Regions from separate parts of the Homo sapiens genome. Here region 2 is linked to region 1. Evidence: chromatin loops called from intact Hi-C (ENCODE). Cell type or tissue: endothelial cell of umbilical vein. All regions are shown on one strand. Links, peaks and the distances in the headings refer to the core of each region. The heading gives the core; the rest is flanking DNA.

The links. A loop is a pair of places that touch in the nucleus more often than their neighbours do. Peaks named below come from ENCODE experiments on the same cell type or tissue, not always from the same donor. Only the 100,000 strongest peaks of a DNase experiment are listed, where the experiment ranks them.
Region 2: a loop joins it to region 1, with 2.9 times the contacts of the local background. A loop is called at or near these places in 5 of 110 quality-filtered maps.

Annotation. Positions count from the first base shown.
Region 1 is chr12:22,682,007-22,687,384 of GRCh38, reverse strand. ETNK1 (ethanolamine kinase 1) reads right to left here. Exons shown (of 8, transcript NM_018638.5): 7 at 2,829-2,902; 8 at 1-2,503. The coding sequence ends at 2,431. Among named protein-coding and RNA genes, the nearest start is that of LINC02955, 15 kb to the left of the region's middle. In endothelial cell of umbilical vein, for the core only: a CTCF peak has its summit at 2,654 (motif pointing left); a DNase peak (open chromatin) is centred at 2,634; H3K27ac peaks cover 127 bases.
Region 2 is chr12:22,972,287-22,977,678 of GRCh38, reverse strand. It overlaps LINC02955 (long intergenic non-protein coding RNA 2955), which reads right to left. Exons shown (of 13, transcript NR_187515.1): 6 at 5,211-5,303. Among named protein-coding and RNA genes, the nearest start is that of LINC02955, 280 kb to the right of the region's middle. In endothelial cell of umbilical vein, for the core only: no CTCF peak of the experiment used is centred there; a DNase peak (open chromatin) is centred at 2,638; H3K27ac peaks cover 997 bases.

The DNA of each region.
Region 1 (5,378 bases), core at 379-5,378:
TAGCTTAACATAAAAAGGCAACAGACATCTTAGCACACCACAGGACAGATTTTAGAGGGATGATTTCAGAGCACTTTGAGATTTACCCTCCTTTAGAATCCCTTACATGGTCGATATAAAAGGGAAGCAATTCTGAATCCTATTACTAGCCTGCACCATGATCCCAAAAACCTATACAGGAAGTAGGAGCATCACAACAACCAAAATCTAGCCAGAATGGGGAAAATAGATTAGATATCTTATTTTGTTCCCAAGATCCACTGCATAGTCCCAGAGCTAAAGTGAGAGCCTTTATTCCTGGTTACATTCACTTCCCTATGAATCTCTCCAAAAAACCTACAATAGTGTGACAGCTAGTAGCTATGCACAGTCTATCAGCAATGGCTCAGTGAACCTCTATTCAAAATAGTTTGAAGTAAGAATATGGAGTAAGGTAGAAAAATTATCTTCTCTCCTCCCACAGTTCTACAAGATATATACTGTTGCACTTTAGAAGGCAGAAAGCAAAAAAAAAAAAAAAAAAAAAAAAAAAATTAAGAGTATTACACATTCTTTATCTGTTTTATGAAAATGTTCTAACCACAGACAAAAATTCCACCAAAAACAATTTTTCAAGTTCACACTAACATTATAAAAAGCTACTAGTTGTTTAATTGGTTCCATTCACTTAACTAGGCAAAGTTCTATTGATCTTACAGTAATATGGTTTATAAAAACAAAAGTGAACATTTATAACATTGGGGAGGTAGAAACCAAATCTGGTCTAACACTGTTACAGATACAAACATACTTTAAGATTATATTTATGTAACTAGAATTTACCATTTAAAATGGCCTGTGTTTCTATTTACTTTATTAGCTTCAAAAATCTTGAGATAATCCAAGTATTTTAAAGCATTTGTCTGAGAATATTAAGTCATTTGGAATACATTAGACTCCTCAGAAGATTTCTCAGAGGATAAATTTGTAGTTGCATATTTTGAATATGCAGATCCAGTAAGCCAACTTTGTACATGGGCACTTATGTGACCGAAGTGCAAAGCTTGTCAGACTAATTTTCTAAGTAAAGTTAACCATGACTGCTCAACTACACAGAGCAGACTTCAAAACCTGAAGCCTATTTATCTATCTGAAAGATCTAACTTCTTTCCATACAATAATTACCTCCCTCTTACCACCAGACAAAATTAAAAATACAGTTAAACAAAAACAAGAGAAATAAACAAAAGCCCTCCTGCCATGACTATTTATGCTTAATTCACATTTTGTCATTTGTCAGATTTTAAGTGTACAAGATCAATGCCCTAAGTGTTCCTTATTTAATTATATAACTGCCTCAACATATAACGCTGAACTTACATGTATCAAGTAATCATTTGCTATCAGTCTAAAAACATAGAATCAAACTAAAACATGAAACTAAAATGTGAGGAATGAAACATGAAACTGAAATGTAAGGAATGACTCTGGATAGGTAAAAAATAATTAACCTAAACAATATTTTCTTATTTCTACATATGATAAATTTTGTGTATTTGTTTCAAAAATTAGCAATACTAGTGACTATTTAATAATCAAAAACATAAAGCATCTCTAGAAGTAAAAGGAAATTTTTGGTTAGAAACAATTTGATACTATAAAATTTTTAAAACTGAAAATAGTAACGACCATATTTAGCATTTGAAAACATTATTTAATACAGATTTTGGTAACATTAACTAATACTTATTCCAAGATTATATGGTAAATATTTATATTTATACTGCCAGACTACATAGAGAAACAGGGATTTAATTCTAAGTTATATTACCCCAAAAAGAAATACTTTCTAATATTGAATTCAACAAGATGTACCACCAACAGAGACAGTGAATGTATTTCACCTTCCTAAACAGCTATTTTTATATGAAAATCCTAAATTATCTACATCAGTCAATGACTGGCATTTCAAGAGTAAATGATTCATTTTACTTACAATGCATCAAGATAAAAAGGTTACACTGAACAACTAGAATGTTTACTGAAATTAATCTTATTAAAGTAAAACTTAAAAAACTTATTTGGGACATTTTCATTGCTTACACTCAACGAACGTGAAACAGAGAAAAACAGTCACAGAATCGTGCTAAGTTTATAATAAATAATTCACATACAACATAGGTTAAATTATCAAAGAAATTAAACTGACATCTTTATACCTTTTGCAGATTTAACACATTTCTAATCCACCACATACGGATAGCAGTAGGTATATTTCTTGACATCATTCAGTCTATTTCAAAAATAGATTTGATTGTTTAGAGGCATAATTTATAAAGCAAGATAACCAAATTAAACAACAGAATTTTAACTAATATTGGCTTTTTGGGATTTCTTAAGAAAAGATTCACAAGCATTGCTCAGCTACTGGAGAATAATTAAATCTCTTCTTTACTCAGGCACTTTTAATGCAGTAACCTCAGGCTTCATTTTAAAGTACTGGTTAAAACGAACAATTGCATACCTAGTGAGAAAAGAGAACAACAAAAAAATTAGTCAAAGCTGAAAAACTTGGTCCTTCCCTTATTTTCACTCAGTCCTCTAAGCTGGTTTTCTTAAAGTTTAAGATTTTCAAAGGACATATTTTTAGTTTATTGCACCACCTACTGGACACTTTTCTAATCCTGCGAGCACTTAACAGCTTATAGCAATTTCTTCACAGACCAATTACTAAGTGTATACAACTTTTATAATTGATTGCAAATAACTACAATATTCCCTGTGAATTCTTAATGTTAATCCAAACAAAAGCAGAGACCAATGTAATCATATAATAAAATTTAACTTACCCAAGGAAATCAAACTCAATAGTGGAGTATTTGGCTTGAATCAAAGCCCACAATCCCCAAAAGAAATGAGAAGCCTTAAAAGAAGGAAAGAAAAATCAAAAATTATGATAATGAATTTCTCTGTAAAACACATATGAATTGCTAATTCTATCCTCTAAATCAACTCCATGCACCACACTTTCTTGCTGTTCTTTTTATATAAAGCGTCTAAAACCTAGATCCTACTGACGTCTGCACCCACTAGATGGCTACAGATCACTTTCGTCAACACCAAAGGAGATTATGGTAAATTATAATCACTTGAAAAATAGAGGCCAGTTCCTGTGATGTGCTTTTTTATAAAGCAAAGTTTACCATCAGCACTGATAGATGTTAGTGTTTTTAATGGTTATAATTGCTAACAGGCTTACACATTATTATATCAAAGGCCTTTGTTTCTTGACATACAAATATAAACACAAAAGAAAATCCAAATCTCACAAGCAATAAATATATTTAAATGTGAAAAATGTTCTAGGGGTGACAAACATCTGAAAATGATCTTACTGGCTTAATTCTGCATAACAGACCACAACATAAAGTAACACAACTTATGTCAGGAAAAATATGGGTTTTGGACTTACAGGGAAATTAGCATGTAATTAGTAACTGTAAAATAATTATGTGTGCTTTACAATCTATTTTCAGTTAAACAGGGTAATATTTTAAAATCTGAACAAGATTTCACTTCCCAAGAAATACTATATTCTAACTAGAAATATTCTAAGTAGAAACAGTATTAAAGACAAGGTTTTTGTTTCAGCTAAATTCATTACAGCAACAGTAACAAAGGGGCTCTAACAAAAAAGTATTCAACAGCCATGACCTTGGTATTTAAAAATACCAAGCAGCACAGTATACCAAAAAGAATTCTTAATTTGAATTACAAGATGTAGAGGTTCCAGTCCAGGCTCTATCTCTGAGTACCTTTGCAACCTTTAATAAGTCACAAACTTTAGTGTCAGATCTATCATTTACGAGATGGGAATATTAGCCATTCTGTATTCTACACAGGATTGTTTTAAAGACTAAAGGATATAATACATGTAAAAAAAATTTTTCAACCTAAAGATCTCTATTTAAAAAGCACTCTGCACTTTGTTTTTGGCTTCCTCAAAAAAATACCACTAACTATTCAGCTATTCAGGAGGCTGGTGATCACTAGAGCTCAGGAGTTCAAGGCTGCAGTGAGGAGCATGCCACTGCACTCCAGCTTGGGCAACACAGTGAGACACTGTCTCTTAAAAAAAAAAAAAGAACAGGAATATAATTTCTTTCCTGATATAGAGATAGAAAAGAATAAACAATGTAGCAAAGACTAAACAACTAAAGTCACTTGCACATGAAGCATAAAAGTTAAAAAAACAAGCTGGGCTCTGGCGTGTGGCTTTAAGCACTTCACGTGGTGCGTTTATTTCCTCATCTGTAAAATGTAGGTCATAATAGTACCTATAGCTGGCATATAACAAATATTCAATAGAATGCTAGCTATTCTTACTATATGAAACCAGAATGATTAAAAATGATAAAGATTTTCAAAAATGGTCTTCTATCTAAAAAAGTATATCAGGTATTGAGAAATGAAATTATGAAATTAGAGGACTTCCTTCTTTTCAAAGTCTACATCAGAGGTTCTTAAAGTGGTCGATGAACCCATGGGAGTTTTCGGAGGCCCAAAATTACTTTCATAATTATACTGATATGTTACTTGCCTTTTTGACTATGTTAACATTTGCACCAATGGTTCAAAAGCAGTGAGGGTGAAACTACTGTTACCTTAAGTCAAGGCAGTGGTAGCAAATCACACTAGTGTAATAGTCTTATTCTTCACCATCACACAATAACAGTAAAAAGCCAATGTCACTAAAGAATGTCCTTTGTGAAGCCATTAAAACTATTAATTTTATTAAATCTCTACCCTGGAGTACGTGCTCTAGTATTCTGTGGGAGGAAATAGGCAGTACATATAAAGCACGTCTACTGCATATCCAAAGTACAATGGATGTCTCAGGAAAAACACCTAGGTAACTGACTTTTGAGTTGAATTTGCACATTTTTAATGGGACACAATTTTTACTTGAAAAAAATGACTAATATACAAACTAGAGTTATCAAACTAGAGTTATCAGACTTGAGTATTTGGCAGACATTTTCTCAACTATAAAAAAGATAACTTGCCATTTCAGTGAAAATAACTGACAATATTTGTTGCCAATGATAAAATTCAAGTTTTCACCCTAAAATTAGAACATGAGAAAAGTTTTATGTGATTCTGTGAGCTTAACAGCTTCTCAATATAGTACTATAAGTTTTTCTGATGACACTGGTGGTGATATCAACATATGTGATCTTTAGCTATCTTATAATGAGATGTGTCAACATTTGGAAGATCTATACAACTCAATGAATCAATTATTTTCCAAATAACTAATAAGTTAAAATTACAAAATCACATACAGGTAAAAGAATCATTCAATCTGCAAGATAAACCAGTAGATTTTAATGTAATAG
Region 2 (5,392 bases), core at 332-5,331, 290 kb before region 1:
CTGGAAATTGAATAAATCAGCAATTCTAGTGTCTAAAAGAAATATGTGAAGAGAATGTGCTTTTTATCATTATAACTGTATCCAAAATTCCCAGAATGGAAACTTGAAAATTACCTTAAAACATAGTTTGGGATTACATATTTGAATTACTTTTTTAAAATGTCCTATTTTAAAAGAAATTAACATATTTAAAAGAAAAAATTCCTATAAAGTTCTCTTTATATTTAAAAATACATTTTTTCCATAAAACTAGTGGTTTTTATAGGTCATCACAGTATTAAATAAAAATAGTTGGGCAATAGTAAAAGTCTAAATTATCAAAGAATTTGGATTAAAAGATCAAAACAACATTTCTACACTTAAAGAAATTATTTTCCTTTAAGAAAGTTTTTGCTTACCTATTCATAATATGGAATTAAAGTATATATTTCTTATCCAACATACAATTATATGTGTTAGAATGATTAAGTATGTTATATCTAATATAACTATTAAGTATTCTCCTTGTACTCTTTGTTATCCTTTAGAGATTTTAAATCCATAGTAATATTTAAATCACAAAATCAAGCTAAAGATGTAACATGAAGATATTTTCATATACAAACTTGATTTGGATTATGTCACTTAAGCCCTATTTAATACTAATATGTGACATTCTCATAGTACTTTATCACTTACAAAGTACTCTTTTTTTAAAAAAGCTCGTTTTTAATTTAAAATCAAAACAAATATTTAATTCCAAATTATTATTTTTTCTTCTTGGTGAAAAAATGTACACAGAAACATTTGAACTGTCTTCAGCAGAGGTGACAGCTAAATGAAGACAGCAGAGAAAAGAAATGAAAACGAAAACAGAGATCATAAAAGAAAGAAAGAATACTTTTAAAAGATGGAGAAATAAGGAAAGAGGTTTAATGTAAACGTGATACAGTCATGTTGATTTAACTCATACATAAGTACACCAGGCAAAAAAAATGGCCACATAAATGTGCTGGGTAAACTTTAAGAATCCAGAAAGGAGCCATTCATTGCTCTGTAACCTCAGCGGCAAGCTAAAATTATTTCCTAAATAACAGATTTCCAGTCTTGCTGAATTATTGTGTAACTGAGGGGCAATAACTTTAACCTAATCTCTCCCTTGGCTATCTGTAAAATGAACAACATGAACCAGATCCAGGTAATCTTAGATGCCATTTTCAGAAAATTCAATCTTGGAAACTTTTCTATGGAAAATCGAGCCACCCAACAATTCAGGTTTTGGGAGTTTTAATTAACAAAGTGGTTAACATCTAAAGAACAAGAGAAAATAGTATGTTAATTTAGAAGTTTAAAGAGCATATGTTATTTTCTTTTTCAGGCCCCATTATCATGAAGAGGTAAGTTAAGTTTGGCCAGATATTTTTGAGAACTGCTATTGCTAGAAAAGTTTAACTCAGATGTCACATAAAAGTTTCTCTTGTGAAATACTGAGATTTCCAAATAATGCTTACATTTTCTAACAAAGTCATAAGTCAATTTTAAAATTTGCTTGTCTCTTAACTGGAGCAAGGAGTGGAAAATGACAAATTCATATTGCTTCTTATATGCATTCATTCATACATGTGCTTAGTAAGTATTTTACCTAACTCAGTTATGTAGATTTGGCCAATGGAGCTTGTTTCTTTTAGTATTTATCCAGTTTCAAATTTAATACAACCTACCATTATGATTTCAGCAGTTGATGGTAATTTTGTCAGGCATTACAATTCTTATGTGAGAATTCTTATGAAAATAAACTAGATATAGATTTAGATAAGTTCAGGTTATGCTTATTGATATATAGGACTTGACAATCTAATCAATATTTTTTCTCTGTAAAGATTTCAACTTGTTTTATAGATCCATATTGATACATTGTAGTTTTTAAATAATGCTTCAAAAAGCTGAAGAAAGTGAAAAAAATTGTTTTGATCATATGTCTTTTAATATGAGATTTAAAAATTAGAGTTCTTTAACCTGGTAACAAGTTTGCAATTTAGGTGACTAAGTTTGAGCCATCCTTTAAAGAACTGGGTAAGTGTTAAAATTTTCAACCCCTAAGTCTAGTTCTAGTTCAAGAAAGTAAATTGGGCACACACTGTGGCCAATTATATTCCCTGAGAATATATTGTCGTATAACCTAGAAGTTTTTTTTGAAAAATGAAACAATGGAGAAACACTATACCCAAGACTGTCCTGTCTTCAAATCTGCAGAGAAGGTGGATGCTGAGCTGTTGAAATAATAGACAGACCCTAGGTTCAGAATTGCAAAAATTCTGTGGAGGGAAGGAGTTATAAATAAGGCGAAACATTGAGAATGAATTGAAGGCATCTTTATTGCATCAGGCAATTGGCATTTACTCCTAGGCCAAAAAAAAAAAAACAAAAAAAAAAGGTTATTGGGAGTGGGGAGGGCAGGGTGGGTAAGGGGTCCTGAAAATAAGTGGTAGAAAATGCCAGAAGAAAGCTGAGGATTCAAGTGAAGATATTCATTCTTGGAGTAGCTGTAGTTCTAGAATTTGGAGAGTCCTTAACTTGTCAATAAGAGCTTTTGCCCACTCATTCTAAAGTGAAGTCTTCTAAAGGACATGACTCACCCCATTCCACTAAAGGACATGACTCACCCCATTCCACTGTACTTCACATAGAATCACCAGTTATTAGAGGGACTTAATGGGAAAAATATCTTACATATAGAACAGTAGAGGAAACCCACACCATTCTATATATAGTATTTCTTCTTAAAATATAAGTGGGCAAAACAAGATATTTGAGAAGAATTAGTAGCATGGAAGAAAAAGACTAAGATGAACAGAGGTAATTCAGGGAATGGAAGAAAACATACAACACCTAGCAAATAGATGGAAGAGATGTTACATCCATGAAACAAGAATGGTTTGCAATAAAAAAGGTTTCATCAGAGACCACGGCAGAACTCTCAGAAATGAAAACTAACTGGAGAAATTTAAAATTTTAATTAGAAAATTAATACAGTTAAGAAAATATTACAGAATGTAGAACAAAGAAACAAACAGAAAACAAATTAGTGAAAAAAATTACACACACATACACACACGCACACACTTATCTATCTCTCTATATATATCTAGTTCAGTACTTGCAATATAGGCATCCTAGAGAGAAACAATGGACAAAGTAGAAGGAAAAATGATCAAGGAACTAATAAAGGAGATGTTCCCAGACTAAATGCAGTCATAAGTCTGCAGTTGGAGTTTGCTTACTAAGTGTCCAGCACATTAAATAATAAAAGGCTCACAACCTAAACAGATTTTTGAGAAATTTGAACATCCAAATGAAAAAAAATAGAAAATCCTAAGTCTTTCAGAGACAATAAGTAACTACAAAGGAAGAAAAATATGATAAGCATTAGACTTTCAGCAGCAACATGGAGGCTAGAAGGCAATGAAGCAATGACTTTAAAATTCCAAAGGAAAATTATTTCCAACCTAGAATTCCATACCCAACTAAAATTTCAGTCAAGTATGAGGGGAAATTATAGACATTTACATATATGCATGGGCTTACAAAATTTAAACCCTTTCATCTTTCTCAGAAAGTTAGCTGAACATATACTTCTGTGTAGTAAAGAGGTAAGCTATAGATTCATCCCAGAATAGTAGACAAATCCTGAGGAATGGCAATACAGCATGTTGTAGAGTGAAACCCTGCCAAAGGAGAGTAGGAGGAGAAAGGATAAGCTTCATAAAATGAAAAGAGTAGCTCTCAGATAAAAACAATTAATAAGAGCATAGATAAACTTCAGGATTCAAACAAAGTAAATTATGCAGAAATGATCAATCAAAACTTCATGAAATGTCAGAATGTTTTTATCAGAAACTCTCAGACTAAATATTAAGCAAACAAAAATGTGGCTTAATGCAGGGGTCCCCAGGCCCCCTGCCCACACAGCGGTGGGCAAGCATTACTGCCTGATCTCCACCTCCTGTAAATCAGCAGTGGCATTACATTCTTATAGGAGCACAAACCCTGTTGTGAACTGGGCATGTGAGGGATCTAGGTTGCACGCTTCTTGTGAGAATCTAATGCCTGACGATCTGAGGTGGAATAGTTTCATTCCAAAATCATCCTCCTCACCACCCCACCCCCACCCTCATCTGTGGAAAAATTATCTTCCATGAAACTGGTCTCTGGTGCCAAAAAGGTTGGAGATGGCTGATCTAATTGATTACAAGAAAAGAAAATTCACTTCATCTTGATGCTAGAAATATTCTCCTACTGGCTTGGGACATTGGACCTGAGCTGGCCCAAGAGGGAATAATATTTACAAACTTACAGATAATATATATATAAGTATATATATTATACATTATATTAATATATATAATTATTTTATGCATGTATATATTTAACTATTCGTTTTTAAATTTTTAGGTGAACATAGAAAAGCCTGGAATAAGATTCTTGGCTATGATTACGGGATAAACTGTAAACATTACCTACCCCGAGAATATAAAAATAAAAGTGCAGCTGACAGAATATGGGACGTGGCAGGTCGGGGCAAAATTACTCCCATCATTAAGTTTGGAGAGTGAGGAAATATTGTCAAAATTTAGTGAAACAAGAAATAGAAGTTTAAAGTTATAAATATAACAAACAGAAGAATATAAGTACATAATGATATATAATGAAAATGTGATTAACAAACATTGAGAACAGGAGTGACAGAAGTCAACATGCAGTGAGCTACATATGCACCTTTCACAGAAGGTGTTCAATAATGTGGCATAAGGTTGATGAATCTAGAAATTTTAAAAAGTAAAAAAAAATATTATCTAGAGATATGAAGATAATCAATAGGGAACTTAAAAATGAAAATGGTTGACTTTGCCTTTGTGCAAGCAGCATGGGGAAAGCTGTGAGTGTTGTTTTGAATTGTATGTCCTCTGACAAATACTATATGCTATTTGTTAAAGAAACATTTGTTACTTTGATAAAACTATTCCTTTCAAAAATAAATAAATAATTTTAAATCATCAAGATCTTGCTTAGACATGAAAAAGAACAGTCGACACAATATAATTCTGGACTGCTTCATCTACTGGAGAAAATGATCATAGCTGCCATTTCCTGGGCACCTATTTTATGTGAGGCAGGATGCTGGGTACTTTCTATACTGCAGATCACAACAAGGTACAAATTGGAATGCTTACCTCAAAGATGTGGAAACTGAGCTTCAGGGAATTTAAATAACTGGTCTGAAGTCATAAAGCAGTTGAGTGGTAGATCCAAACCCATTCCAAAGCCTAAAAATATTTAAAAACCAAATGATAGAGGTCATATTAAGTGGTCCCTAAAAGTATATTTCAAGTCTGATATTCTCTGATTCCAAAGC